Regions from separate parts of the Mus musculus genome. Here all the other regions are linked to region 3. A link is a loop called in an ENCODE intact Hi-C map of the cell type or tissue named here. Cell type or tissue: left cerebral cortex. All regions are shown on one strand.

Region 1 (4,000 bases), 90 kb after region 3:
TCCCGCGGTCTCGCGGGGGGCGCTGCGGGCACCGGGTGGGTCGATTGCATGCGTTCCTCCAGGAGATGGGGTTGGCAGCTCAACAAGGTGGGCTGCGGAAGCTGGGTGGCGGCCTATTTATGTTCCTAGGGGTGGGGTTGCGATGCACAGCTTGTCACATTTCTCGGACCCCTGAGTTAACAAGGCTGTGAGAGTCTCGCTGGGTGGGGTGAGCTTTTGGAATTAAGGCAGGGGTTTGACCAGACCAGCGCGGCAGGAGGCTTTTCGGCTTTATGGGGGGCGGGGAAGAAGGGCGCAGCGCTGCGGGAGACTTAACTGTTTTTTCCTTGGGCTGCTCAGACTCTTGAGGAAAAAGCTGCTGCAGGCTGCAGAAGGGGAGCAGGTTGGGATGTGAGTGGGGCACCTGATGGAGGAACTTGGGGGAGGGACAGAAAACCAAGGCTTTAGACCCTCCAGGCCCTGGTCAGAGGTCTGTAGGGAAAGTGGGGAGGTTGCCCAATGACAGGACCATGCTCAGATTGGACAAGAAGACTTTGATGGGTCTGTCTTTGCTAATGCCAACACAGATGTCTGGGGAGGGATTATGGGTGGAGCCACAGGGCAATGGGTTCTAATCCTTTTCTCTAGGGTTAAGTGCCAATTCCACCTTGGCCTGAAGGTAGGGGAAGATAGAGGGTGTCTCTGAGACCCTGACCCTGCAGGTTGATTGACTGAGGCTGGAAGTATGGAGATGACCTGAAGGGAGGTTTTAAGGGAACCCTAATCAAGCTTTTCTGATGGGGGGAGTGAATGGAGTGGGTCCCAGTTGCTCTACAAGGCTTGGGCGTGATAGCAAGTCACCATGCCCTATAGGGGCCGTGACCCTTTGAGAATGAATGGGTTTGTGGTGGCTGGGGTATTGGTAGGCGTGTGTGTCAAGGGATGTTTAGTTGCTGAGCCGCTAGTATAGTGAAACATTTTCAATTTCAACAGTGAGTCAGGAGACTTAGGGCCTAGTCCTGGCTCACCTTGCTGTGTGACCTTGGACAAGTATGTTGGTTTCTCCCAGCTTCAGTTGTTCCATTTACAAACCTGGGCTCAGGGACGCTGTTCTCCCTGTTCAAGGATGTTGTGAGGGTAGTGGGGAACTATTTCAGAGAGGCCTAGTGGCCTGGGAAGACAATCTTTACACCAGGCATGATGGGAGCCCAGTGCTGGGGTGATGAGTGTGGTGGTCAGCCTTTGGACCAGGCTTGTCTCCTTGGGAGCTCTTGCTTTGGTTCAGTGATCTGCAGCTTTTCAAATGTATGATTCATCTTATTAAACAGTGGGACTACTTTTAATGGTTAACCCGGGGAGGGGTCACCTTCAACTTTCCCCGGGTGGGGGTGTGTGGTGGTGGTGGTGAGGTGGGGGGGAGGTATTTTACTTCCTGCTTTAAGCCATTGGTGACCTTCCTTCCTGAAGGTTTTGGGTCACCGCCTATGCTTGGGCATCTGACTAGAGAATCTGCTCCTGGGAGTTCCAGCAGTTTTTAGCCTGTGTCTTTTATGTCAAAGGCACAGGGCTTGATGTGCCTTGTCACAGAAGGTAGCTCTCTGTTCTTGAGGTTATTCCAGGGTGACGATAAAGGTCACAAAGCTGGGCAGTGGACTGCAAGAGTATGCTGGAGAAGTCAGGGGAGACTTGTAGAAGGAGGTGGCTCTTGAGAGGAGCCGGGGATGACAGACTGTGATGAGTCAAAACAAAGCAAAACTAGCTGGGCAAACAGTGGAGGTTGTAGGAAGTGAGTGTTTCCTCAGGCTGGAGAATGGCTGACCCTGGGGTCTTCCTTGATCCCTCTCTCCGCTTCTGCTTCTCCAGGAGCTGGTGATTGCATCTGGAAGTGCCCATGACAGAGCTGGTGTCCTCCAGGGGAGGGTCCCCTACAGGGGACGGGGAGGAGGGTCTGGGGGACGATCAAGGCCTGGTTATCCACCACCCGGCGGAGGAACAGTGCCACCGCTGCCCACTGTGCGGGCAGACCTTCTCCCAGCAGCCCAGCCTGGTGCGGCACCAGAAGGCGCACGTGGGGGCTGGCCGCGCAGCCGCCTTCGTGTGTCCCGAGTGCGGCAAGGCCTTCAGCGTCAAACACAACCTGGAGGTGCACCAGCGCACGCACACCGGCGAGCGGCCCTTCGCCTGCCCCGAGTGCGGCCGCTGCTTCAGCCTCAAGCAGAATCTGCTCACGCACCAGCGCATCCACAGCGGCGAGAAGCCGCACCAGTGCGCGCAGTGCGGTCGCTGCTTCCGCGAGCCGCGCTTCCTGCTCAACCACCAGCGCACCCACGCGCGCATGCCCACGCCGCACCCGCGCCGTCCCGGTGTCTTCGGGGAGCGGCGACCCTACTTCTGCCCTCGCTGCGGCAAGAGCTTCGCGCGTGAGGGTTCGCTCAAGACCCACCAGCGCAGCCATGGCCACGGGCCCGAGAGCCAAGCGGCCCATTTGAGCCGTGTGCTATGACCTGTGGGAGACCTGCTACCACCAGCTGTCTCCAATCCAGAAGCCACATCCAAGGGTGCTAAATTGCAGTGCCCTGTCTGGATGGGCTCCTGGGAGGGGGCAGGGCCAGCTTAGGGTGTTGAAAGGCCTCCGGGCCACCCCTCCCCCTTGTCTTCCTGCCCTTGGACCCCTTGGCTGGCTGCATGTATCTGCTTTGGGCACCTGCATTAATTTGCCTCCTCCGGCTGCCTAGAGCAGGTGAGACTCACAGGGTTGGCCAGAGTCCCCTGAGGTGTGAGGGTGGTGGGAGTGGGGAGTGTGGAGTGGGCGTGTAGTGTTGGCTGTCTAGGTCAGGAAGGGGGGTGGGTGGGTGGGGACTTGTGTTGGTCTCCATGACTTACTGCGTACCCGATCTTCATTCCCAGCATGTCAGACTTGAAAGCTACTTGGAGAAGGTCACTTGCCACGGTTCCCAGACCCAAGCTCGGTCCCCAAAGCCTCAGCCTCCTGTACCCACTGCCTGGTGGCCTTGAGAAGCCATTCCACTCCATGTCTCAGTTTGCTTATCTGTAAGTTGGAGATGAAGATGAAAAACCTTTACCTTTTCCCTGGGGTGCCACGAGGCTTCACTGTTATCAGAAGGTGAAGCCATTTGTCTGGAGTTACTTAAGAAGTCCACACTCATGCCTGGGACAGGGTGTAGGGTATCTGCACAGAGATATGGGCTACTCTGGGACAGCCTGCTCTGAGTTGGGATGGTGTCTGGCTTTACCTAAGGGGCTTTGATGGCTTTGTCCTTAGTTCTAGAGGGACAGGATTTCTGTAGGGAGAGTTGGGAAGCAGAAGGATGGGTTCCGGACAGCAAGGACTAGGATTTGTTCAGAGGGAAGGTACACCAGACATTTGTCATGAGTGCAGGGAGCACGGATCTGTGATTTAGAATGAGAACAGAGGCCCTGGGAGGATGGATGGATGCACAAAGCCTTGAGGCTCATTCAGGTAATGAGAAGGGAGGCCTCAGTCAAGATGGCCAAGGTCGTCTGGTAAGACTGCTAGCTAGGGCTTGCTTGAAGACCCATGTTTACAAGTTGTCACTCGGAGGTACTGGCCTTTTCTGCCATTTGACAAACAAGGAAACCACGATTTGCCCAAACTTGTTCCAAATTACAGCAAATAATTAGCGTCACTATAGCAGGTCAAGTCTGGGCTTTGGTTTTTCATTTTGGACCTGAAAACACGTCAGCTCTATTGTTGAATTATTGAAAATGCAGCTGGGAGAACCTGGGCATGTGGCCAGGGGCCGGGTGATAGGCTATCATGGGCAGGTTATCACTGGGTTTGACAGGTGCAGGGATATGAAGTTAGGAAGCTGCGACCTCTGAGCTGGCCTCTGTTCCCTGAGCCCTTGCTTCCAGCTAGGCCCGTGCTTGGTGCTGGAGGCTGTTCATTGCTTTTGCTCTCTGTCCCACCTCAATGCCATGCGCCTCCTCTGGAATCACTTCTGCCTGAGATCCCTGGGGGTTATTGTAATATTATGGA
Region 2 (4,000 bases), 95 kb before region 3:
GGCATTCCTGCCTCGGCCCACCTGCAGCCACTTGGTCCCTCTCACTGTGCTGTTATCACCCCTATAGCACTTTCTGTCTTCTACGGTGGCTTACAATTTTTAGCATGCTTACATTTCTTGTTGGCTGACTGCTGCCCATTCTAAGATTAAGTTCCTCGCAGGGAAGGACCTAGGTCTATTTAGTGCCTAAGGTTTTACAACTGTCCGGAATAGCTTCCAGCAGAGTAGGTGCTTAACAGATAGCTTGTGGAAGAAGGAATATTCCCTCCAGAGCCACACTCCATGGTACCCACTTACCTGAGCAGGAGTGCAGTGTGCTCTCTCCTCTGGATGACATCTTCTCCTGGGCATTACTGAACCCATCCCTGGGCTCACTCTGGGGAGCCATCTCTGGCTGTCCCACTGAGAATCCTGTTATAGGCAGAGGGATGAGTTCAAGTGAAGCTTCTAGTATTGAACTGGTACCAGCGATGGGGCATTTTCCCAGCCGGTCTGGGGAGAAAGGTACCTCTTGTCTGTATGGATAAAGGACTGCCCAAGCTCCCCAGCAGTCTGGCCAGGTATTAAGCTCGGCCCTTTTAATCGAGGGGAGAAAAAAGAAAAGAAATTGGGTAGTTTGAAATAGGGAAAAAAAAAAAAAAAGAAGAAGAAGAATTCCAGTGCTGGGTGGGGGAGATGCCTCAGTGGGTAAAGGTACTTGCTCTGTGCCTAACGATCTGCATTTGGTTCAAAACCCACATGGTAGCAGATAACTCAAAAAAAAAAAAGTTCTCTCACCTCCACACATGAGGTAGACATAATAAACACAATAAATAAATATGTAAGTGCAATGAGTTTTGTTTGTTTGTTTGCTTGCTTGCTTGCTTTTAGCTTCCAGTTCTCTGTGAATCCCATGCACACATACAATCTAGTATTATCATCCTGGTCTGGTCACTGAGATACATAATGGTGACCTAAAAAGATGTCTGCTTCTCCAGGCTGCCATGGTTTGGGGCTCAGGGTTGTATACCCCTGAGGGACGACACTGCTACACTTCGGATGCCTAGGAACTCCCACCCTCCTGGTTCCTTTGTCCCCCACTCACCCAAGGAGTTCAGGGCCTCCAGGGTCTCTCTCATGGCCACCAGGAGTGGCTCTCCTAGGTGATCAGGCCACAGACCCTAAAAAGACAGCCCTGTTCAGATTCTTCCTGATGGCCTCCAGCTAGGTCTCAGCTATCCCCAAGAACTCCAAAGTGAAGCCCTAGGCACAGGTGAGGGAACAGAGGCCTCTGAAGATGAATACCCAATCACATGGAGCCTCCTGCAAACTCTGCTTGGCAATGGATATCAGCCCTGGTCCCCACCTGTCAAGTCTTCAAAACCGTCCCCAAACCATCAGCAGTCACTCACCACCCACTGTGTCTTTGCCAGGGTAAGTACAGGGACCACTTAATTCTCTGGACCAAGATGGGGAGAGGGAAGCTACACGTGGACCCTTCAGCCCCTAGGGCAGTAGCTAGTGAAATGAGAGCCAGCCCTGGAGGACCAGTAACACTTTAGGGATACGGGGGTGGGAGGAGGTGAACAAGGGCTATTGCAGAGGTAGTAAATGACTCTGACTTCCTCTCCCTAAACCCCTACCTCAAAGACTCACAACCCCCATAGGACTAACCGGGCGAGAACAACCCCCACACCAGGCCAGGACACTCCCCGATTTTTGCACTTCTCAGCTCCACTTCCAACCGGTTCTCTGCCCCTCCTTTAGCAGGCTCCCCTCCCCCTTCCCTGGCAGCCTTCCCTCTGCCCCTCCCCTCTCGCTGCCTTCCGCCCTCTCTCCCCACCAAATCTGGCAGCCTTTTGGGGCTCCTCCTCTTGCCCCGCCCCTTTGGCTCCTCCCTTGCGCGCACCCGTCGGGTCAACCCCCAGGGGCCCCCTTCGAGTCGGCCCTCAGCAGCTACGGCCTCTCCCGACCCTCCTCTACCAGCAGTCTTGGGCAGCGCTCCCCTCCCCCTTCCTCCTGTGCCCGCCCGCCTAGTTCTCCGCACGCCACCCCCTCCCCAGGCTGCACACTCCCTCCCTTCCTTCCCCCTCCTCTTTTCCTTCCTCCCCCCCCCCACTCCCGCCCTCCCCTTCTCAGCTGCTCTCCCCCATCCGCTTGCCCCTCCCCTCTCCTCCCCCACTCGGGTTTCTTTTCCTTCTTTCCTCTCCTCAGTTCCCTCCCCCTCCCCCACACCAGCCTCCCCTCTGCTTCCCTCCCTCCCGCTGCTCTCCTTCCCCCCTCAGCGGCCCCCGCCTCCCTTCCCCCTCTGCCTACCCTGCAAGCTCCGGCTCCGCTTCTCTCCCCTCCCGGTCCCCAGCCTTGTTCTTCCCCTCCCCCTCCTAGTCCGCTCCCTAGCTTCCAGGTCTCACGCCCCCCATCTTGGGGGGGGGAATCCAAGCTAACCCCACATTCTCTGGACCTACTCCCTCGTTCTGCCCCTCCCCATACCCCTTTCTTCCCAACACACCTCCCTCTCAGCAGCCCCCTTGCCCATTTCTGCTCCCCACTGACTTCACGCCCTCTCCGGAGTTTTCCTTCTGACTAGACTCCCCCCAATCCCCGCCCCTGTTAGAGCTCCGGAGTCACTCCGGGTCCCGGCCCCCTGCCCTGCTCTAGGCTCACCTGTCAGCGTCCTTCGCTCCCGACCAGCCCCATCCCTGAGCCCGTTTCCTGCCCTTTCGCACTGGACCCTTCCTCTATCCCGAGGAACCCTACTCCCGCTCCTGGGGATCCTCCCCGCAGGCCCCTCCCGCCCTCTTCCCACCTGCTCCCACCGGGCCTCCCCGAGTCCTTGCCCTCCCCTCCAGTTTCCTAGTCTCCCCATCTGCGCCAGGACCCTCCCTCCTGACTCCCTTCCCTCCTGGTCTGACCCCCCCCCTCCCCCACACTCGCGTCTGCGCGCCCCTTCCCTCGGGGTTGTCACCTGCCGTGGGTCGGCAGGGCTTGTAAAGCTCCGTTTGGGTGGCGGGGGAGACGCCTGCCCGGGAGTCTCGGGTGTCCTTACCTGGCGGGCTCCTGCGGCTACGTGCCGCGGCCCGCTTCGGGGACCCAGGCGCTCGGGCCTCCGGTCCCGGGCGGCCGTTTGCACAATGGCGCCGGCTGCCTGCAGCTTGGGTGCGGGCTGCCCGAAAGACTCCGGGACTGACAGCCCTGAAACTTCGCGGGGAGGGGAAGGAAAGACGCGGAGGGAGAGGGTGTGGGGCAGCGTTGCGGGTGATCGGGGGGAGGAACCCGGGAAGCGGGAACACTGCTCCGGGGCACAGGCTAAAGCGGAGGGTCTTCGAGAGACCTGCCGCGGGAGGGTGCACTAATGGGCTTGGGTGCAGGTGACGGTCTGAGGGCAAGATGCCCGGAGTGTGGAGATGGAAAGTGGGAGCTTAGGACCGAGGAAGGGCAGAGGGGAGAGGAAGGAGAAGAAGAGGCTAGAAGGAAGGGCACTCGGGCTAGAAGGGAGGGTGCTCACAGCCTAGGAGGGAGGAGCTGGAGAAAGGTGGAGCGCGGAACGGGGTGGTGGTGGTAGTAGTGAAGAGTTGGGGGGAGTAGGGAGAGGAGGGGGCGTGTTTGGGGAGGAGAGCAATGTGTGTATGGCTGTCTTTAAAATCGCCAGTGGCAGCCGAGTAAGTGGTAGCGCCGCGGTCCCGCGGGAGACTGTCTGGCCAGCAGAGATTGGGAGAATCGGTCAAAAAACTCTCCACCAGGATCCACCCAGACCGGAGGACGCGATCCAAGTCTCACCGCGGAGACTGAGGATTAAGAACCAATCTAAGAGGGCAGAGAGAGGGCTCTCAAAGTAGAAAATGGGGAAAAAGGAACCAAGTCCCCGACTGAGACCGCTGGACAGGCATGGAAACTGCAGGGGGTGAGGTGGGGCGGGGCTGGGCGGGGGCGGGGGAGTGTTGTCCGTGGGTAAGAAAACCTCCTGGCGTTAGGTGTGGATCTCTCCCCAGACTTCCACCATTTCTGCTCATGGGTGCAGGTA
Region 3 (4,000 bases):
TGCAAGCTTCACTTCGCTGAGGGGAGGCTTTAGCTCAGGCCAAGTTTGTGGCCTCTCAGCTCCACGAAGTCCTCTGGTCGAAACCCCTGTGGTCCCCACAAAGCCTCCGTTCTGGTTAGGGTCTCCTCCAATCCTGTCCCCAGCCACCTTGGGCTGCCCGAGCACTGCAAGTGACCTGCCACTTTCTAGCGAGAATAAGAAAGCGCAAACCTAAGCCTAGAATCACCTGCAAAATCGGAGCAAACCGACCCAGCCAATCAAAGGAAAGGTTCCTCGGAAGTCCCGCCCTTGGTTCTGCGTGATAGCGGCGAGCTATCCCAGCGGACGATGTTCAGGGATGCGCGAGCGCAGATTCGCTTGGTCCAGGGCCTTCCCGGCTGAGATTCCGTTGCGCATGCGCACAGCCCTCTGCCGAGACTTGCACCTGCTTAGAGTCTGCCGTTCGATCTGATACCCCACCTGAGCATCGCGCACCCAGCCATGACAGCCCATTCCTTTGCCCTCCCTGTCATCATCTTCACCACATTCTGGGGCCTCATCGGCATCGCTGGGCCCTGGTTCGTGCCCAAAGGACCCAACCGCGGGTAAGAAAGGCGAGCAGGCCTCGATTCCCTGCAGACGCTTCCCTGTCCCCTAGCTGGGCTCACCCATTAACACTGGGCTCCCAGCTTGCTACCCTGCAATTCATGCCCTCACAGAGACGCCCCTACATGACTTCTTCCAGATCTCTGCACCTGGGCTGGGGCAGCCAGGAAACAGGCTAGAGGGCTGGGTGAACGGATAGATTCAGATGTCAGGGCAAGCAGGTGGCTAAAGGTCACCCACACCCATGCAGTCGGTAAAGGCTGCATATGGACACTCCTTGCTTATTCTTGTGTGACATTGGGCAAATGCCAGGCCTCAATTTCTTCACTGAGGAAAATAGGGGCTCTGGCAACACCTGCTTTGTAGGGCTGGTGTGAGGTCTGCCCTAAGCAATGTCCTGGGCATGCTGTGTATGTATACTGGATGTTTTTAGCTGCCTTCATTTTTGGAAGATTCCTAGCAGATTTTCTGCACCACATGCCAGCCCCTTCTCCTGTTAGCCTCTCAAGTCATGAAAGCCTCACACTTTGCCCTTTGTCCATTTTCTCAGCACTGACAATCCACTGCACAGCCAGGAGTGGTCCCAGCTGCCTTGTAGTGTTAAGGGAGGGCTGGGGCACTAATCCGTTCAGCACCACCTTGAAGTGCTTAGGCTCTGTCATGGATTAGACTTAGCCTAAACTGGAGGCATAGACGGATGGGCATCGCCTTTATTCCTACAAATGTGAAAGTGATTGCTGGACAGAGCACCTTCTGCTTCCAGTGGACCAGAATCTGGCACCCATATTGAGAGACTCAGAACTGTTTTAACTATGGCTCCAGGAGATCTGAGGCCCTTTCTGGCTTTTGGAAGCCAGCACACATGTGTATACACACACACACACACACACGATTTAAACTGGACTTGCTTTGTAATCACTCTCCATGTCATCTCTTCTGGAAGTCTTGGTGAGCTCCTTGTCCCTTCAGCTGTGTTGTAAGACTCTGTCTCTCTGATTTCCTGAGTGGATCCAAAGCCCCTGCTTTTTCTATAACAGCCCAGCCTCTGTCAACAGTGGCTGTGCCCTTGCTTCTTGCCTTGTACTGTGGTCTTTTGTTTTCTTTGATGTTGCTGGATGAATTTTGAGGCCATCCTCTGGTGGGTGGCCACAGATGGAGTGTGGGCAAGCCTTCTCCAGCATACAGATGGAGAGGTGTTTGCTGATGGAGAAGGAAGAGATTTACAACACCGTTTGGATGTAGACAATCTTGTAATTCTTACTTGGAGCGGACCCCAGCATCCTGGAGATGCTGGTGTTCAGGTAGCACCAGGAGGGCTGACACAGGGCCCCGTGTACCAATGCTGCTTTTCCTTCTTTGCTGTTTCAGGGTGATCATCACCATGCTGGTAGCTACTGCTGTCTGCTGTTACCTCTTGTGAGTATTGCCTTCCCCAGGAGCTGGGGGCTGTGGTGACCACTAGTTGGGTCTGATTTTGCCTCAGTTGACAGTTGCAGTTTGTGGTGCCCCCAGCTGAGCTGTGAGGTACGTGAGTTGTGGACCAGTTCAGTAGTATCTGCTCCTAACTGGGCATCAGAATCCTCCAGATTGGTTGTTCAAACACAGTTTTCATGCTCTACTCTAGACTCAGTCATACAGAAGTCAGGGCATCATACTGCTAACAAGTGCTGGGTGTTTGTGATAGAGCCAGTGTAACCACTAGGGGGCAGCAGAGTGTGTGTGACAGAGCTGGAGTGGCTTCTTCTTTTTTTTTAAAGATTTATTTATTTATTTATTATATGTAAGTACACTGTAGCTGTCTTCAGACACACCAGAAGAGGGAGTCAGATCTCATTACGGATGGTTGTGAGCCACCATGTGGTTGCTGGGATTTGAACTCAGGACCTTTGGAAGAGCAGTCGTGTGCTCTTACCTGCTGAGCCATCTCACCACCCTGGAGTGGCTTCTTAAGGCCCAAGGACACCCTCACCCTGGGTCCAGCCCCAGCTCAGGGACATTATATACTTAGAGAAAATAAAATAAACTCACATCAAAATTCACAAATCCTGAACCCATTCCCTGTACCAACCAGGACACAGACCCTGCCATGCTCTTTGAAAGAGAGTAGCCGAGTCCTCCCTTGGTATGTTGGGTATGGTGGGTCCCTCTGTGTCCAGGACCCCCCTCACTCTGCTATCCTGGCAGCTGGCTCATCGCCATCTTGGCCCAACTGAACCCCCTGTTTGGGCCACAACTGAAGAATGAGACCATCTGGTACGTGCGTTTCCTGTGGGAGTGACCCCTGGGGTGATCAGCTGGCTTCTGGCCTCAGGTACTGAAGGGAAGGACTGACGTGAGAGTGAACTGAGGGGCCTGTGGTGGGAGGAAGGGGGTCAGGGCCACCACAGGGGCTTCCTTTGGACTCAGGAATTAGTTTATTTAGCAAGGGGAATGAAAGGCAATGCTAGTAGTCTGAGGAGCTTTCCAAGGAACGGGGTGGGGGTGGGGGGTTGTGGGGTGAGTCAGGGCAGGGGCAGGGCGGGGGAGGAGAAGGTTGTCTCAGTGGTAATTCTTAATGGTGTGTGCTTTTCAGATGCCCTGCTGTGAAGGGTGAATGGCCCAGCCTTGATGTCCCTGGAGACCCTGCATTCCCTCTGGCCCCACCCATCTGTATGACCATCCTGTGCTCGCCCTGCCATCATGCTGTGGAATCCATAACCCCCAGAGCCAACCTGGTTTCAGTTTCTGGTCTCAGTTTCCCCTGTGTTCCCAGCTATTAGCGGCCCTCCATGTTGGGCAAGCCCCGTGCTCAGTCAGGCCACAGTGGGAGCTTACCTGAGCTTAAATTCCCACACTTGGCACTTCCCTCTTTCTTCCAAGCAGATCCCGGTCAAGGAGCTGGACCTGCTGTTATCTATTTTCATCCAGGGAGCAGAAGGCAGGACTCAGCCCAGTACCAGAAAGGACTTGAGTCTTTGTGGAGAAGGGACATGTGGCCCAAAATCTCTAGGCTTTTTAACTCTGTCTCCACCGTGTTGAAATATTGGGTCAGGGTCACAGGCCTCCTCCAGCTCTGAAGTGAATGATATCCATTTAGTCTCTGACACTTGTAGATGTGACATTCCTGGAGGTGCTGATGTCTTAAAGAAGCAGTCACACCAAAAACCCGGCACAGTCAGGATCAAAGCCTCCATGTTTAGCCTTTAGCAGCAGGGAAATCACTTGGCATGGGAGGGAGGTAGTGTGTCTTTGGAATGTTCTAGTCACTTTCCTCTCCCTCTGTAGATAAGATCGCCCACTCCCTAGTACCTGTCAGTTGGGGTACAACCCTTTTTGCCACTCTTCATTGGGTTGTGGTGGGGCAGATCCCAGTACCATTGAAGAGATTTGGAGTTGAGGTTGGGGGATAGACAAAGGTGACGTTTCTGGGGTACTA
Region 4 (4,000 bases), 110 kb after region 3:
ACTGTCTGCCATGGGACACTTCTGGGGAGACAAATATCTACTTTCACATAGGAAGCTGACTAACTGACCACAGCAAGGATGCCACCAGAGTCCAGTTGGGTGAACCAGTGAGTTTTATTGGGATTGCTTATAGGCATATGGATAAGGGGTTACTTACAGGATCAAAAGTGACTCAAAGACAACTGCATCCCCAAAGCCCACCCGCTGGAGAAAACTGGAACCCGGAGCTTACTGCCCAGCCTGCAGCCTCTTCCAGGTGGCTTGGTTAATCTGAACCTCTCTGCTAGGCAGCCCAGCTTGTCTGAAAATTGTCATGCATTCTTGAATATTTATAGGCCACTAGCATCAAAGTCTTTTTGAGAGTGGAGAAACTTTATCATGAAATCATACCACTTAACATATATTTTACTATGGCATACAGAACATATATATTGATAACAAGCACATAAAATTAGGGCTGATAAGATGGCTCAGTGGGTTAAGGCATTTTTGTTGTCAACCTGAGTTCAATTCCCAGAGCCCACGTGGCAAGAGAGAACCAAATCCTTCAGGTTGTCTTCTGAACTCAGTATTCATGTGTGCTTCCCACATGCTAAGTAAAATAGATACTTAAAACCCAAGTCAGTCATGGATACAGGCTAGCCCCTGCAACCCCCCCACACACAAACGACATATAAGCAATTACATGGGGTGAACACTATTGAACAATGTAAGAAGAAACCCAAAGAACATACAGGTTGACTACATTTAATAAGCATATATGCTTAGCAGAATCAAGATAGAAAATTTGTACCTTGACAACACAGAGCTTAACCCAGGTATTCAGAACAGCTGGGCGAAGGCAAAGGGTTGGTTGTTGACAGGTTAATGAAGTGAACTGGTTAGTGTTAACTAGAGGTGGGGCTCACTTATGCTGGGGGAGAGGCTTGGCAGTTTTTTAAGATCAGTGTCTGGAGACTAAACATAGGCCAATTCTAGAGATCAGTTATAGGGAATAAAAGGACACACATTGCATTATGGGTTCAACCAGAGGCCAACATTTACCCTGAATGCTGGCACTTGGAGGGAAAGAAGAGCCAACTGTACCCCATTAACTCAAGTTGCACCTTTTTTCTGGGTTCCCCCAAGGAAAGGAAGCTTCCCTGACCGCGGGGATGCAATGGTCCCAGTCTTCACTTAAAGCTATCTAGTTGGTTATACTGAACTGACCCAGAAAAGATGCTCACAAACCAAAACTCGCCATAAATCAGGAGAGAGAGAGAGAGAGAGAGAGAGAGAGAGAGAGAGAGAAGAAGAAGAAGAAGAAGAAGAAGAAGAAGAAGAAGAAGAAGGAGGAGGAGGAGGAGGAGGAGGAGGAGGAGGAGGAGGTGGAGGAGGACTTGCCACCACTCTGGAAAAGTAAAACTTTACTTCCTCTGGTAGGTCCGGTGCATAAGAAAGCCTGGCAGAATGGAAAGTGTCAGGGTGAACATCATAGCCACATGCTCTGCTCCTGCCATTCTCAAAAGCAGCACTGAGCACCAGGACAGGAACAGGAGCGGGCAGAAAAGGAGATCTTCAGAGCACTCCAGAAAACTTTCCCTGAATGTCTTCACACCACACACCAAAAGCGAGAAACCTCCCAGGGGGAAACGTAGCTCCTGACCCTTCCAGATTACAGTGCGCTATCATCCTCCTCACTCACAGGTTCCATCAAATGTAGCCTCCGCTACTGTCTGTCAACTGCAGAAGGGAAGTGGGGGTTTCCACAGCACATATTCTCCCTTGCTCCCACGGCTCGCCAACATACCACGGTGCTCACACCCCATAGGTAGTTTCACTGTGGCAGGCTCCGCGGCTTCCCTGACTTGAGACTGTGGGATCCTTGCAAATGTTCCCTCTTCTTTTTTGTTTGTGTTTGGAGACATAGTTTCACTATGTAGCTCCGGCTGGCCTGGACCTCACAGAGCTTCACCTGCCTCTGCCTCCCAAGTGCTGGTCTTAAAGTGCGTGACGCACAGATTAGCCTCTGTGTCTAACACAATTCATGGCCGTCGTAGACTCCTCCTTGCATGACCGCATCTTTCTCCTTATGCAATTTCTGTTAGTTTATAGTCCCACTTTGTCCTGTCCCTACTGAGAGCTAGGAGAGTCAGCAGGGACCTTTCAGGTTCTCATTTGCTCCATGTGTCGTTACACACGGCCACTAGAGGGCAGGAGACCCCATCCTTCCTTAGAGCCAAACCAGAAAGGCCGCAGAGCAAAATCATTCAGCAAACCAATCGTCGACCTGCTAAGTCACGAAGAAGTTGTGAGAAGCTTTAATTTCACTTTAAGCACTCTTCCAAAGCTTATTATTTCATTTAGGACGCCTGCCCTTCCCCCCGACCCGCCCCCAAGTCCATGGCTTCTCAGTTTTGGAGCAGCAAGAGCTTGCTAGCCCTTAGCTCAGCCTCACAGGCACCTGTATATCCTAGTCTATAGTTTTCACCTCAACATTTTAATTAGATGGTATTCTATGCACTGACCTGGTGCCCAGGGGAGGTGGGGACTGTTCTATGAGTGGACCTTCTTTATTAAGGTGAGGTGAGTGAATGGGAGGGGGAGGGGGATAGGGCAGTTTTCTTTGCCAGTGTATGAGTCTGTATGTGCCCTGTTCCCCAAATCCTTCAGGATCCTTATAGCATAAGCACACGTCACTTTAGACTTCTAACAAGGAAACCATGCTGTTCTCAGTGTGCCCCTTGCTTAGGAAGTACAGATCAGATTAGGTCGCTGGGACACAGTGAGTTCTGTGAGTCATATGAAAACTCAGGTTCAAACATTTCTGTGTTTTGCTAGCTGGGGGAAAGCTTTTTCTCATCTATGAGGGAGCACTTTATTCTGGGAGAAAGCAAATGGTTCCTTTGTAGTTTTATCTACATTGTGTGATCAGTCCAGGCTGAGGGAGACGGTGGTGGGGATGAGCCAAGAGGAAAGTCTGCTGGGTTTTACTCCCAAACTGACTTCATCAAAAACTTCCGATTTTGGTCTTTGCAAAGAATAGACCTGATCTAGTTTGCTTTTCTGTTGCTGCGATAAACATCAAGACCAAAAGCAACTTGAGGAGGAAAAGGTTGATTTCAGTCTACAAGTGATAATCTGCAGGAGAGAGGCCAGGGCAGGAGCTCCAGGCAGGAACCTGGAGACAGGAGCTAAAGCCGAGACCATGAAGGAATGCTGCTTACCTTTCCCTCTGGCTTGCTCAGCTGCCTTTCTTACACAGCTCGGGCCACCTGCCGAGGGATGACACAGGCCACCCTGACGGACTCTAATATAAATCAGCAATTAAGAAAATGGCTCTCAGGCATGGCCACAGGCCAGTCTGTTATAGGCAATCATTCAGTCGTGTTTTTTTTGTTTTTTTTTTTTTTCTACCCAGATGACTCTAGGTCTGTGTTACATTCATAGCTGAAGCTTACTAGGACAAGACCCAAGTAGGCCTTTCTGTTACCATCTTTGTCTGTAGCAGTGTGAATGACTGTGCTCCCACAGCCACATGGTGGCACCCAAGGGCATCTCCAGAAGACCTGTGCCTTTGTGTTCACACCGGCCCCTCCCTAAGCCCCTTCCGTGTTCATCCTATGTGCTCTGAGCTCCTTCTCAGGCTCTACTGATGTAAGACATGCTTCTAGAAACCTCTTTCTTCCTAGAAACATTTGGAAATCCTCCTGCCAGGGAGACTGGGGTGGCCTGGTAAATCTTTAACTCTCCTTGTGTGGCTCTTGGCCCTCTTTAGGATTTGCTTCCACTGACCTGAGGGCAGAGATGGCGACTTCATCCCACCAAGGAGCAGCTGCAGGAAGCCAGGCAGAGCACAGAAGCTGTGAAGCATCAGTAGGACAGGGGGAAAGACCGAGGTATGTTTCAGAGGTGTGTGTGTGTGTGGGGGGGGTCTATTATAGCTTGGGGGGGGGTGATAAGTTTAGACTGTGGAAGGCAGTCTGCCCTGTGTTGGGTTGGATTTCAAGAGCTGGAATTA
Region 5 (4,000 bases), 230 kb after region 3:
CAACATCGAGGAACCCAAGGCTCTGGGGAAGAGCCTGGGGTTGTTCTTATCCATTGATAGAGTCCTGACCCCGACTGGATAAAGCGAATGCTAGTCAGACAGCTAGGGTTCCTTCTGGACGATGGGTAGTGTATGAACTTCAGATCACCCATGGGGCCCACGTTCCATCTTCCTGCCACAACTCTAATTTCCCAGCTCACAAAACCCGGTCTGATGCCCCGTCCCAAAGACTGGTTCCCCTCCAGCTGCTCTCTGGTTCCCAGACACTCAATACAAGCCTGGCTGACAGCTCTAGGGAAATTGCTTTAGAAGCTTGTCTGCTCCCTTTCGCCCTTGGAAAGCAAGGAGAATGTCTAAGAGTCCACCTCTCCTGAGTCCTCAGTGGTGTGTTAGCCTTGTTCTGTGAGGGAGAAAACTCACTGATGTTCCACAGACAAGACTAAAAGTCCCTGGGGAACAGGAATTTCTCTACAGTCTATGAAAAAAGATCAGTTGTCTTTCCCTTCAGGTTGACACTAATTGTTACTGGTAGATTTAAGGGTGAGCAGGATAGAAGAACACCACACACACACACACACACACACACACACACACACACACACACCACAAGATCCCTGTTACCTGGTGAGTTCCTGAGGATCTTTCCATTCAAGATCTATAGCCACTGTGGAGCTACCTTCCAGGCCTAGGCAGCCTCTCACATTGGTTTGTAGTCTTTCGTAAAAGTACAAGAGCTACAAGAGGTGAAGGCCAGCTCACAAGATCTGTCTTCCAGGGGGAGGAAGACGGTGTCTCCTGAGGGGTGGGAAAGGGTGATGTACATGAGTTTCTCTGAAAAGGGGTGCTCTGAGGGCCACTGAAGAAGGCAGCCAGTGGAAAAGGTTGATTTAAAAAAAAAAAAAAAGTTCTGCTTCCTGCTCCACCCTCATCGGCCACACCACTGAGATGTTTGTGTACAAAGTATTCTCTATGGGCCTAAGAGAATCTAGAAGTCTAAAAGCATGGGCAACCCAAGACTCTAGCTTCTGCTCCTCCTCACCAGGCAGACAGCATGCATCTCTTCTGCTCTGCTGTTTACCTCTGCCATCCGGAGGTAGCTTCTTAGATGGAATTTGAGGTGGCAGTTGAGCCTAAAGTGGCTCTCTCCAGGGCCCACTGGACAGATCAATAGCTATCATGCTTGAGCCTGGCTAAGGTACCCTGGCTTCTAGGGAGAGTATGGGAGAACAAGGCTTAGGTTTTCTCACCTGGGCAGACCTTGTCTCCACAGAAGCCATGAAGCTAGCTACCCAGTCTATAGTATGGTTTAGGCAAAGCAACAGCACTTAGTGGAATCCCAAGTCCCTGTGCCTCTGCCTGCTGCCCTGCAGGACTCAGGATCCGGAGTGAGCCAGGTCTCCTCCCTGGAGGAGTTCCACTTAGCCGTGTGTTTGAGTTCAGATCACTTTTTTATTCACTTGCTGTTCTTTTCCGCGTATGAGTGTTTTGCCTACATGTATGCAAGTGCCCTCTGCACATGCCTGGTGCTTGCAGAAGCCAGGAGAGGCTGCTGGATCCCCTGGATCTGGAACTATTAACACTTGTAAGGCTCCTTAACTACTGAGCCATCCCTCCAATCCCAAGTTTGGGTGATTTTTTTTTTTTTTTAAACAAAAGAATGTTCAAGGAGGAGAGTGGGATATGGGATCTATTTGGGTGAAATGAATATAGATGTTGTTCCTATAACCTGCATGTTCATATCCTTAGCTTTTTGTTTTGTTTTGTTTGTTGGTTTTTTTCGAGACAGGGTTTCTCTGTGTAGCCCTGGCTGTCCCGGTCTGTAGACCAGGCTGGCCTTGAACTCAGAACTATCTGCCTGCCTCTGCCTCCCAAGTGCTGGGATTAAAGGTGTGAGCCACCACTGCCTGGCTGTTGTTTTGTTTTGTTGTTTTAATTGACATGTATGCTCTTGTGGGTTCCTGAATCCACCTCAGCTCCTGCAGTGTGATTTCTTCCTCACAGAACTCAGGGATTGTTTGGAACCTTTTCTCACTGCAGCTTTCTGGTCCACGCCTCCAAAGGGAAGGTGCATCCTGCTGTGAAGGGACGGTCAGCAGGAAAGGAAGCCAGACTGCAGCCAATGAGAACAAGAGCCTGAGGCTCAAAACTGTAGGAAGGGAGTGGGAACTGGCGTCGACGTCTTGCAAACACTGCCCCCTGCTGGTTACCTGCTGGTTTGCTGTGTTCTGTTTTGCCCAGTCTGGAAATATTGAACAGTGGTTTGGGGGAGTTGTTTGTTTATTTTTGATGTGCCTGAGCTCGCACGTGCACATGCTCCTGAGTGAACACAGGAAAGCCAGAAGACTGACTGAAGGTGTCTTCTATTACTGCGATACCCTATTGCCTTGAAATAGGATCTCTCAGTGAATTCTTGATTTCTACTAGGTTGACTGCCAGGAGCTCTAGGACCTGCCACTTTGCGCCCGATGCTGAGATTACAGGCACAAGCAGTCATGCCCAGATTTTTATTTGGATGCTGGGGATTCCAACTTAGGTTCTCATGCTTGCACATAAAAAGTTCTTACTCACTGAAGGCTAACCGTCGCCTCTCAGCCTCAACAAATGCTTTCCTTTTGACTTGCTACTCTAGAGAGCCCTCCTTTCTCATCACCTTGTTTAAAACCATGCTGCTGTACCCACACGAGAGTCCAAACACGAATGCCTATGGCAGATTTGTTCACAAAGCCCATCCAAATGCAGAGACAACTCAGATACACTTTAGTAGGTGGGTGTGACACACCCGGGCAATGGGAACTACAAAGAGATGCGTTAGCAGGACACATGGAGCCTCAGAGGGAACGTATATACATGCTGCTACGTGAAAGAAGCTGATCTGGCAGGGCTCTGTGCTGTATAGCCACAGCTCTGTCGCATGCTGGAAAGGACAACTGTGAAGATCACCTGTGGTCAGGGACTTGGGGAAGTAGAGGGAGAAATGAACAGTGAAGTCAGAGGAATCTATGCTAATGAGATATTCTATCTGACCTGTGGGTTGCTGTTATCACCCACTTGTCAGGACCCACAGGATGTCAAACACCATGAGTGACCCCTGCTGTAAAGCTACACACTTTAGTTAATAAAATACATGAATACAATTCCATGGACAGCAACAATACTCCACTAATGCAACATGTTACTGATAGGAGAAACTGGTAAGGAGAGCATGCCCCCTCTGTACTTTCTGCTCAGATTTTCTGTAAATTTAAAACTGCTGAGGATGGAGAGATAACCGCAGTTGAGACCATCAGCTGCTCTTTCAGAAGACTCGAGTTCAATTCCCAGCACTCACAACCATCTGTAACTCATCCCAACATTTTCTTCTAGCCTCTGCAGGCACTGTAGCACACGGTGCACATATACATTGCAGACAAAACCATTTATACATATAAAAGAGAAAATATAGGTTAAATGAATTTTTAAGAACTTATTTTTAATAAAGTTAATTAATTTAAACTCAGCAGAGGATAAAAAGGGATGAGACAGGGCAAGAATCAGAGTAAAGGAGGTGAAATAGAGAGGGGGGTTGAAAAGGGATGAGAAGAGGAAAATAAAGGGTAGGAGAGCAATGGTCGCTCGTACTTGACAAATCAAAGCCTGTAAAAGCATAGCGAGAGATAGCCAAGGTCACCAGCTGGCAATGCTGGTGGGAGTGCTGGGAGAATGTTTATTTTATTTCTGTGTGTATGAATATGTGATTGTGTGTGCACATGAGTGAAGGTCATGCCAGAAGAAGGTATTAGGTCCCCTGGAGCTGAAACTGCAGAAGGCCGTGAGCTGATGTGGGGTCTGGGAACCAAACTTGGTTTCTTAGGAAGACCAGAAAGTGTTCTTAGCTGCTCGGCCATCTCTCCATCTCTCCATCTCCGTGAGTTAGTCTTAAATGACTGCAGAGGGCTGATTCGACCCTGGGATGCTGACATTTCTTTCTCTGGCTGCCTCTGCCTCTTACATCACAGTGAAG
Region 6 (4,000 bases), 360 kb before region 3:
GTAGCTATGACATAGATGGATATCTATAGTTACCCCCTCCAGGGATCAGGGGTCTTCCAGAAAGAGAGGTCAGAAAGACTCCAAGAGCTGTAGGAAGGGGTGGTCTGTTGTGTAGCAGTTTCTTTGGCTATTGAACCATTCTATTCTGCAGGGAAGCTCCTTAAGCAGAAGGCAAATAACTCAAAATAGTTTCAGGAAGTCCCTGAAACTGACCAGATTCACTAGGTCCCTCCTTCCTTCCCAGAGTAAGCAGTAAAGCTGTCTGAGGGTCATTCACAGACAAACCAAGGGGAAAAAAGCGGAGACCAGCTGATCTGCCTGGAAGAGGTATAGATCAACTGAATCACTTGGAAAAGACTCTCCAACCTATTGAGCTACCTGCAGGCTATGCAGGATGCTCCAGGTTCCATGTTTTTATGAACTGTCACTCATGCTGGGGTTGGCTTTGGTGGTGCAGTTGTTCCCACATTCTTGTAAGTAACCCCAATTAAACTTATTAGCTCACCAAATTGAACTTGGGTAGTACTCACACTTTAGTCTGTCATGGACTCCTTATCTGTGGTGAGTAGGTGTGTGTGTTGTGTCTCCACAGGAAAAAGACTTGTCATGCATGCAAACATCCCTTTAACCTCCACCTTCATCTGGGCCTCTCCATTTTGTTTTAAATGACTAAAGTAATGCCATCCTCTCCTAATTTTATTTTGTCTTTGTCTTGTTTCTTTTTAGCCTTTCATCTCCCAACAGCCACTTTCATCTTAACAATACTTTTGTAACTGTCCATGTCCTTGTTCTAAAATGGATTATGGAAAACACTACTGAACTTTACAACAAAAGCAGAGGTTATTAGGCTGCCCCAGTCCCCTCACTAATGTGACCCCCTTCAAACACTGATGTAATTGTTATCTTTTAACAACACACACTTGGTGCCCTCAGCTTGGGCTTTAATTGACTTAATCAGTGTGGTTATGAATAAATACTTTGCATGGATCATTTCATTTGGAGGCTCCATCCTCACTGATGGCATGCTCCGTGGGACTCGCCTCACTCATGGCCTTTGCTGCCAGGGAGAGGCTGCAGGGAAGGCAACCCTGGCAAATGCTCCAAGGCCCTGCTCTTTCACTGAGTCTCGACAGGTCTGGAGTGACTACCGTATCACTGACATTAAAACAGTCCTCTGACACTCCACAGTTGTAAGTCTGTATACTGAGTCCACGTTGAGTTTGAGGCCCATGGGGAGCCTTTTAATTAAAGGGGCTAGCTAGGCTCTGGAGGAAACCCCCTAATTTAGAGGAATAGGCCCTTTTCCTGGGAGACACTTTCTTATGGAAAAGGAATATATGCCCAAGGGATCTTTCTTGAGATTATGGAAAGATATCCCCATTTAGGGAGCCCTCTTATGGTCTGGAATTTTTTTCTGCTTGGGAATAAAAACTTCAACAGGAAATCCTTCCCCAATTCTCCAATGCTATACTGGGAGTTACTATCTTGGTTCTACCTCTCATGAGAGATGTGGCTTTGATTTTGCTTGAATGAATGGCCAGCCACTTGTATAAATGAGTGAACGGGTGATGAGCAAGCTTGGTCCAGGGAATTTTTTATTTAATTCCTTGATTTTGTTGCTGGTGTTTCCATTTTGACTCCTCTCCCCAAAAGTAAGTTGGGTGACTTGCTTAAAATTCTGCGGATTTCTCTGGATTCTGCCACTAGGTGGCATCCTGTGTACATTGTTGTTAGCTGTCTTTTTTTTTTTTTTTTTTTTTTTTTTTTGTCTACAACAGAAAAGGAGAGGGGGAGGAGTGAGGAAGAGATGGAGGGAGGAAGGAAGGGAGGGAGGGAGGGAGGGAGGGAGGGAGGGAGGAAGGAAGGAAGGAAGGAAGGAAGGAAGGAAGGAAGGAAGGAAGGAAGGAAAGGAGGAGTCTCCCTTTCTCTCTAGGACAGGAAAATTCTAGTTATCTCAGTCTGCTCCTGGAGTCACACACAGCTGCCCCTCCTCCAGTGCCTCTAAGGTGGGGGTGAGGGGGTGGGGCATCAGGGCATGCAGTGGGGTTGGGGGTGGGGGTGGGCATTCATAGGACACCCAGTTCAGGATACCCTTGCTTTGGTCACAAGCCCAGCCCGATCCTGGGTGCCCAGACTCCCACTCCTGCCCAGAAGATGGGGATCTGCTGAATGTCCTAGGCCCTTGCAGTGTTAGCCAGAAAGCTGAACCAAGGCCTGAGCTACCAGAGGCTTCAGTGAGTACGCTTGCCAGGGGTGGGGGGCAGGGTGCTCCGCTCTGATGCTGGGTTCCCTGTCACTGACCTGTTTTTCCACTATAGAAGGTGTTGCTCCATCCTGGAGCAGTGACAATGACTTCAGAGGACATCACTCTTTCCTGATCTGTGATCCTTTCTCTGCTTCTGGAACTGGAAGACCTAGACCCTTCCCCCCTTTCTGATCACCCCTGAACCCTATGCCCTCCTAGACTCCATCCTCTACACCCACTACCTGATATGACTGTCACCAACTTCTGCCTCTTTACTTATTGGGACAGATGTTGGTACTCTGTCTGGACTCCACCCCCAGGTAGGCCTGGCTCACTATAAAAGGGGCTGCTTGCCCCCCTCCTCCCTCTTTTGTTCTCTTGTCTCTCTTACCCCCTTGCTCCCAGTCTCTCCCCATTCCCTTTCTCCCTCTCTCCATGTGGCCATGGCTGGCCTCTACTTCTCTCCTCTCTCCTCTCTGCCTTTCTCTGCCTCTACTACCTTCTTGACTTCCCTCCCCATGCCCTAAATAAACTCTATTCTATATTATACCATTGTGGTGTGGCCGGTCCTTTAGGCAGAAGGGATGCCTCAGCATGGGCCCACTGAGACACCCCTTTCCCTCATACCTCACCACAGAACATATCTCCTTATATCCTTTATCTTCTTATAATCACAACAACAGAGGCAGGAGAGAGAGAGAGAGAGAGAGAGAGAGAGAGAGAGAGAGAGAGAGAGAGAGAGAGAGAGAGATTTTTTCTTCAGCAACTGGTATGGATGTGGAAAAGTCACTCCCCTTTGAAACAGATTTCCCATCCAAGAGGCCTGATTGGGAACCCAACCCCCAGTACCAATGAGGTTCCCAGGCCCTGAACACTTTTCATTGGTGCCTTACAACTGGAATCTAGGGTGCAGCTCAAAAACGCACTAGTTTGTCTAAGACTACTCAGGTTCTTTGGGGCCCAAAAGAATATCCCAGGGCATTTCTGAAACAATTACAAAATTATATATAATTTTGATCCACAGGTTCCATAAACTGCTAGGACATTAAGCTTAGCTTGTCACTCAATCACCTCTGGACATCCAGAAACAAAAGACACCTCCAAAAGCTAGAGGACTTGGCAGGGGTAAATACCTCTCAGTTCATCAAAGTGAACCAAAAGGTTTATAATAATCAAAACACTGAAAAAAGACAAAAATAAGCTGCCTTGGCCATTGATTGAGCCACACAGAGACAGACAAAGATCGTGTTTTCCAGTAAGCCCACTCTAAGCTTCGAATTGCTTGTACCCCCCACCCAAAAAAAATCCCCCAAAAGGAAACAGGAAAAAATGGGGAAGATGAAGAAGGCCCCCAGGAAAGGGATCAGTGTACATTCTGTTTCCAGGAAGAATGAACCTTCAAACTATCCTAAACCCAGAAAACCCTCTCAACTGAAAAAGTGAGACAGTGAACCAAAATGAAGGCACCAGGCCTCTGCCCTCTTCAGACTCCAAGAACCCTTGGTCACTGTGTCATTGCAGGTCACCCAGTTAAGCTTTTAATAGACACTGGGACAGAAGTTTCTGTTTTGAAAAATCCAATGGGATGCCCCTGGGAAGGGGGATGCCTGGGGCAGGGCACCATCTCAAAGTCGAACGGGATGGGGGATGGGGTGAGGAGCTCTGGGAGGGGATCAGGATTTGGGGGTGGGGGGCAATGTCTGGGATGTAAATAAATAAAATAATTAATTTAGAAAGGAGAAAAATTCAATGGGG
Region 7 (4,000 bases), 140 kb before region 3:
CCAGGACACACGGACCTGGAGCTTTTTTTCTACCTGGGGAACTCATTCCTTTGGCTTTTCATTACAAGATCGTGAGAGGGTGTGCACGACTGAAGCCTCAGCAGGTCTTGGGGGAATAACTAAATCTGACATTTATTTTTGTTAAGATACGTAATCCCCGTGAATTGGGCCGGAAAAGTGGGGAGAAAGAAAACAGATCGAAGTTAATGCTGGTAAAATATGTCAGTCCCAGAGCTGAAGAAGAGCCACATCAGTTGTTGTGGCCTAGGTACAGTTTCGGCAGGATCGTGGGCTGTGAAGATGCCAGGGCAGTTGCTGCACTGCCTTCTGGGTAGACACCCAGAGTCAGATGTGCAATTTTGGTCCACGAGCTTTGGCCAAACTTAGGCAACTGTGTTGAGGTCGTGGCTGGACATCACTAATACCCCACAAGAATCTCAGGAGAAACGATAAGCCAGGTAAATCGAACATTGTCTGGCCTGGAAGCGTCTTTTTTAGCTATGGCTAACAGGTAGCCCAAGACTCTTGCTCAGATACTCCCACTGGCCCCATCCTAGAGTCTGCTTATTTGGGTTTTCTGTTCTGTAGATGAGGGAATTGAACCACAGATCTCTCCAACCTGATGTTCAAGGAAGAGTATTCATATACTGCATAGAGAAGATGGTCAGGCACGGTCTCTGAGAGTACAAGGTCCCAGGCTAAGGAAGAGGGGCAGAGATGGTCTAAGATCTTTATGTTCATTGTGACAGGGGTGACAGAATCACAGGGGTGTGTGCACAGTCTACAGTTGGGGACAGTGAGTAGCAGCCATGGTACAGGGTCTGACCCTGGTAGCCTGAGGCATGCTGGGGCAATGGGGCTAGGCTGATACAAGACTGAGTGCTGAAACTAAAATTTCATACAGAGACTGACACAGTTTCTTAGGAAGCCATCATGGGAGTTATGAGCAAGGAGATTGATCATCTACAGTGGTCCTAGTTAATCCTGGAAGGTTTTCTTCTGATGATTGGGCAGAGGTCCAGATGGCAAGCCAGCGGTAGCTGTTCTGAAGTTAATCTCCCCATCCACTCTGTCTCTTCCCCTTCCCCACTCCCTGTCCTTCACACACACTCTCTCTTCCTTTGCTTTTTATTTATATTTTTGGAGACAGACTCTCATGTGGCTGAAGATGACTTTGACCTGACTGACCTTCCTACAACGGCCTGAATCATAGGCATGTGCTACCATATCTGGCTTTGTGTGGCACTGGGAACTTAATTCCAGCGCATGCTAGGCAAACACTTTACCATCTGACCAACATCCCCAATTCGACTTCTTCCATTTGGGAAAGCTCTGAAGGGAGCATCTCTCCACTCAGAGCGAGTTCTCATCCGCATCAAAACAAAACCCTGTCAGTGAGGATGGCCTTTTGAGGCTAGTTGGAGAGAGGCCTGGAAAACATTGCAGGCAAAGGCCTAAAGGAGCCAGCTATATTTAGCCTTGAGATAAAGAGCCACCTATGCTGCCCCCCAGAGTCAGGAGTGGTGTATAGAAGAGCCTGAGGTGGAGATTAGGCAGATAGCCTTGGTGACACGAGCCACAGCATTTATGCTAGATTTATTGTAGCCTATGGTAATTAATCCTGTCTGTACAGTATCCCTGTGGACTAGGATATGATCCACTAGTACAGATGAGTTTGCTAATGCTCAGATAGGGCAGCCATTTGGCTGAAGTCCCATGACTAATATGTGGTCATTCCGTGCACCTTAGGTTGTGGCTCTCAAAAGGACTGAGCAGTCTCACAAAAGACTAATAGAAATGCTGTGGCTTGACAGTATCCTCTGAATTTCACCTGTTAGGAACTTAATGCCTAGTGTCATGTTTATGCTTTGTTGGAAAGTCATTGGGGTTGATGGGTGACTGGGGGAGTAGTCTTGTTTAGAAGGCCTTTCTGGCTTGCTTTCTCTGTTTCCCCATCAAACTGTCACGTACCATACGATGTGGCAGGGAGGCCTTCAACCAGCATGGCCCCTTGACCCTGGATTTCTCAGCATCTGCAACTGTAAGAAGTCAATTTATTTTCTTTATAATCACCCTGTCTCAGGTATTCTGTTATAGTAATCGAAGCACAGGAGGAGGGAAACCAGGTGCCTACTTCTAGTGAGAAATGAAGCTGACAAACTGAAAATGCATGCAGATACAGCTGTTGAAATATCTTGCCTCCTGTCTCCTTTGTATTTCTATGTTAAAATACCTAAGATGGGTCACTTATAAAGAACAGATTTTGGCTGAGTGTGGCAGTGCACACCTTTAATCCCAGCACTTGGGAGGCAGACTCTCTTGTGAGTCTAAAGCTTGCCTGACCTACATAAGTTCTAGGACAACCAGAGCTACAATAGTGAGGCTGCCTCTCAAAAAGCAAACAGTAACAAACCAGATTTCTTTTCCCCCCACAGTTGTAGCTGCTGAGAAATCTAACGTGTAAGGCAAGGACCTGGTGCCTGGCAAGGGTTGCCTTAATGTGTGGTTAGCTGCTTTTCTGGTTCTGACCACAGACCTAGCAGAAACACCTAAGGGAGGCCAGGTTTACTATGACTCATGTTTTCAGGGGGTTCAGTTGTGGTCATTTGACCCCTGTACTTGGGCAGAACATTGTGGCAGCAAAGTGTGCATTCTCTACGTCTTGGTGATTGGGAGATAGGGGGTTGGGTATGAAGGAACCAGGAGTACTACATCCCAAAGGGCCTTACTCAGTGATGTATTAGGTCCACTTTGTAAAGTTTCTATAGCCTCCTAAAATCATTCAGCAGACAGGGAACAAACTTTTAAAACATGAGCTTGTGAGCACCAGGAGGCTCTTCACATCCAGTAGCACTGTTGTCCCACCGTGGAAGGCGGAAGAGCAGAAGAGCACGAGTAAGAGAGGAAGAAGAGGCTAGCCCCATCATTTTTATCAGGAAATTACTTCCCCCAGATAATGGCCTTAATCTGTGTATAGCTTAATCACTCTCACCTAAAGTGAACCCTGCATGGAAAGCCAAGTGCTAATGCAGAGCTGTCTCATAAGCATACAGCTGTGGTAGCCTGAGCCATGCTGCTATTTAGGAGGAGTTCTGCTATGGAGGCCATAATATGCAGGTCATGTGGCCAAGGCCAGAGATCCACAAACAAGATTTTCTTTTTTGCTGAACTCAGTTTGTAAGCCCATGCTATTCTGTAGGAGCACCCTTCCTTCTGGCAGGGTCTGAAACAGCCGGCCAGTTCTAGCTCTTTGGGTTGCAGGCCACATTGGGTTGGGTCTTTGTGTTGCCATGGCTTGGCCACACAGTCCAGTGATTCCCTTAGCCATCACAGTGAGAAGGTTAGATTATAAACAGGGGCTTCTATTGTTTGGGCTTTATGGCCCCTTCCTTCTTGATGGTGTAACTTCTCTGATCCCCTGTAGTTGTCTACTAAGTGCATGAGGTGGTCAATGTTCATACACCATAATTTATATGACTTTTAAGGGATATAAGTGTTCATCACATCAGCATCTATACATATTTAAAGTGTGGGAGTAAAATATGGATATTTGGTCTGCAGGAGGCACACATATGCCCATTTGGACCCTGAGCTGTTATGGCAGACCTGGGAATCTGCTCTCAGCAGCTTCTTCCCACTTGCCAGCCCCCATGGTTCCCAGGCACTGACTGCTAGGATACCAGAAGGGAGAGGGGGAAGAGGATAGCACCAGAAGAGACCAAAGGACAGAGCTGTCACAGAGATGCCAAAGGGGAGGCTAGAAAGTGATGGGTAGAATACATGGGGGTGGGGGTAAGATGGCCAAGTGTAATGGGGTCCTGTGGTAGGGTCCCCCAAGAGCATCTGAGGCTTAGAGACACCTATGAGGATTCAGGCTCAGTGGGTAGTTAGCTCCATAGCTATGTCCATGACAGTGGAAACACATCTGATAAGTCCGGCAATCGCAAAGGCACCATCTTTCGGGTGACGTCAAGAGGACATTTGAGGGCAGGTTCCCAGA

The links. A loop is a pair of places that touch in the nucleus more often than their neighbours do. Peaks named below come from ENCODE experiments on the same cell type or tissue, not always from the same donor. Only the 100,000 strongest peaks of a DNase experiment are listed, where the experiment ranks them.
Region 1: a loop joins it to region 3, with 3.0 times the contacts of the local background. A loop is called at or near these places in 23 of 42 quality-filtered maps.
Region 2: a loop joins it to region 3, with 4 times the contacts of the local background. A loop is called at or near these places in 5 of 42 quality-filtered maps.
Region 4: a loop joins it to region 3, with 7 times the contacts of the local background. A loop is called at or near these places in 21 of 42 quality-filtered maps.
Region 5: it touches region 3 in a loop (3-fold over the local background); 11 of 42 quality-filtered maps call a loop at or near these places.
Region 6: a loop joins it to region 3, with 4 times the contacts of the local background. A loop is called at or near these places in 21 of 42 quality-filtered maps.
Region 7: a loop joins it to region 3, with 3 times the contacts of the local background. A loop is called at or near these places in 2 of 42 quality-filtered maps.

The regions. Positions count from the first base shown.
Region 1 is chr6:48,627,286-48,631,285 of GRCm38, forward strand. It overlaps the pseudogene AI854703. Among named protein-coding and RNA genes, the nearest start is that of Gm38804, 15 kb to the left of the region's middle. In left cerebral cortex, no CTCF peak of the experiment used is centred here; DNase peaks (open chromatin) are centred at 253, 517, 986, 1,764 and 2 more places; H3K4me3 peaks cover 2,522 bases; H3K27ac peaks cover 2,570 bases.
Region 2 is chr6:48,442,328-48,446,327 of GRCm38, forward strand. It overlaps Zfp467 (zinc finger protein 467), which reads right to left and starts at 3,498. Exons shown (of 5, transcript NM_020589.2): 1 at 3,026-3,498; 2 at 1,085-1,160; 3 at 298-411. The coding sequence starts at 1,118. It also overlaps a transcript of Sspo not described here. In left cerebral cortex, no CTCF peak of the experiment used is centred here; DNase peaks (open chromatin) are centred at 1,889, 2,240, 3,251 and 3,404; H3K4me3 peaks cover 2,673 bases; H3K27ac peaks cover 2,532 bases.
Region 3 is chr6:48,537,271-48,541,270 of GRCm38, forward strand. Atp6v0e2 (ATPase, H+ transporting, lysosomal V0 subunit E2) reads left to right here and starts at 299. Exons shown (of 4, transcript NM_133764.3): 1 at 299-584; 2 at 1,954-2,001; 3 at 2,770-2,896; 4 at 3,158-4,000. The coding sequence starts at 481. The coding sequence ends at 2,863. It overlaps 1700026J14Rik (RIKEN cDNA 1700026J14 gene), which reads right to left and starts at 204. Exons shown (of 2, transcript NR_130985.1): 1 at 1-204. In left cerebral cortex, CTCF peaks have their summits at 372, 2,259 (motif pointing right) and 2,459; DNase peaks (open chromatin) are centred at 338, 1,762, 2,277 and 2,726; H3K4me3 peaks cover 2,559 bases; H3K27ac peaks cover 2,039 bases.
Region 4 is chr6:48,643,650-48,647,649 of GRCm38, forward strand. It overlaps Gimap8 (GTPase, IMAP family member 8), which reads left to right and starts at 3,585. Exons shown (of 6, transcript NM_001077410.1): 1 at 3,585-3,636; 2 at 3,758-3,878. The coding sequence starts at 3,787. In left cerebral cortex, CTCF peaks have their summits at 2,188 (motif pointing right) and 3,515 (motif pointing right); DNase peaks (open chromatin) are centred at 2,196 and 3,517.
Region 5 is chr6:48,770,021-48,774,020 of GRCm38, forward strand. Gimap3 (GTPase, IMAP family member 3) reads right to left here and starts at 831. Exons shown (of 5, transcript NM_031247.3): 1 at 622-831. In left cerebral cortex, a CTCF peak has its summit at 2,202 (motif pointing left); a DNase peak (open chromatin) is centred at 2,175.
Region 6 is chr6:48,176,428-48,180,427 of GRCm38, forward strand. All of the region lies in intron 1 of Gm16630 (predicted gene, 16630), which reads right to left. Among named protein-coding and RNA genes, the nearest start is that of n-TCgca8, 7.9 kb to the right of the region's middle. In left cerebral cortex, a CTCF peak has its summit at 1,676 (motif pointing right); a DNase peak (open chromatin) is centred at 1,695.
Region 7 is chr6:48,396,066-48,400,065 of GRCm38, forward strand. All of the region lies in intron 1 of Krba1 (KRAB-A domain containing 1), which reads left to right. Among named protein-coding and RNA genes, the nearest start is that of Krba1, 2.5 kb to the left of the region's middle. In left cerebral cortex, a CTCF peak has its summit at 1,528; DNase peaks (open chromatin) are centred at 266 and 1,486; H3K4me3 peaks cover 623 bases; H3K27ac peaks cover 1,293 bases.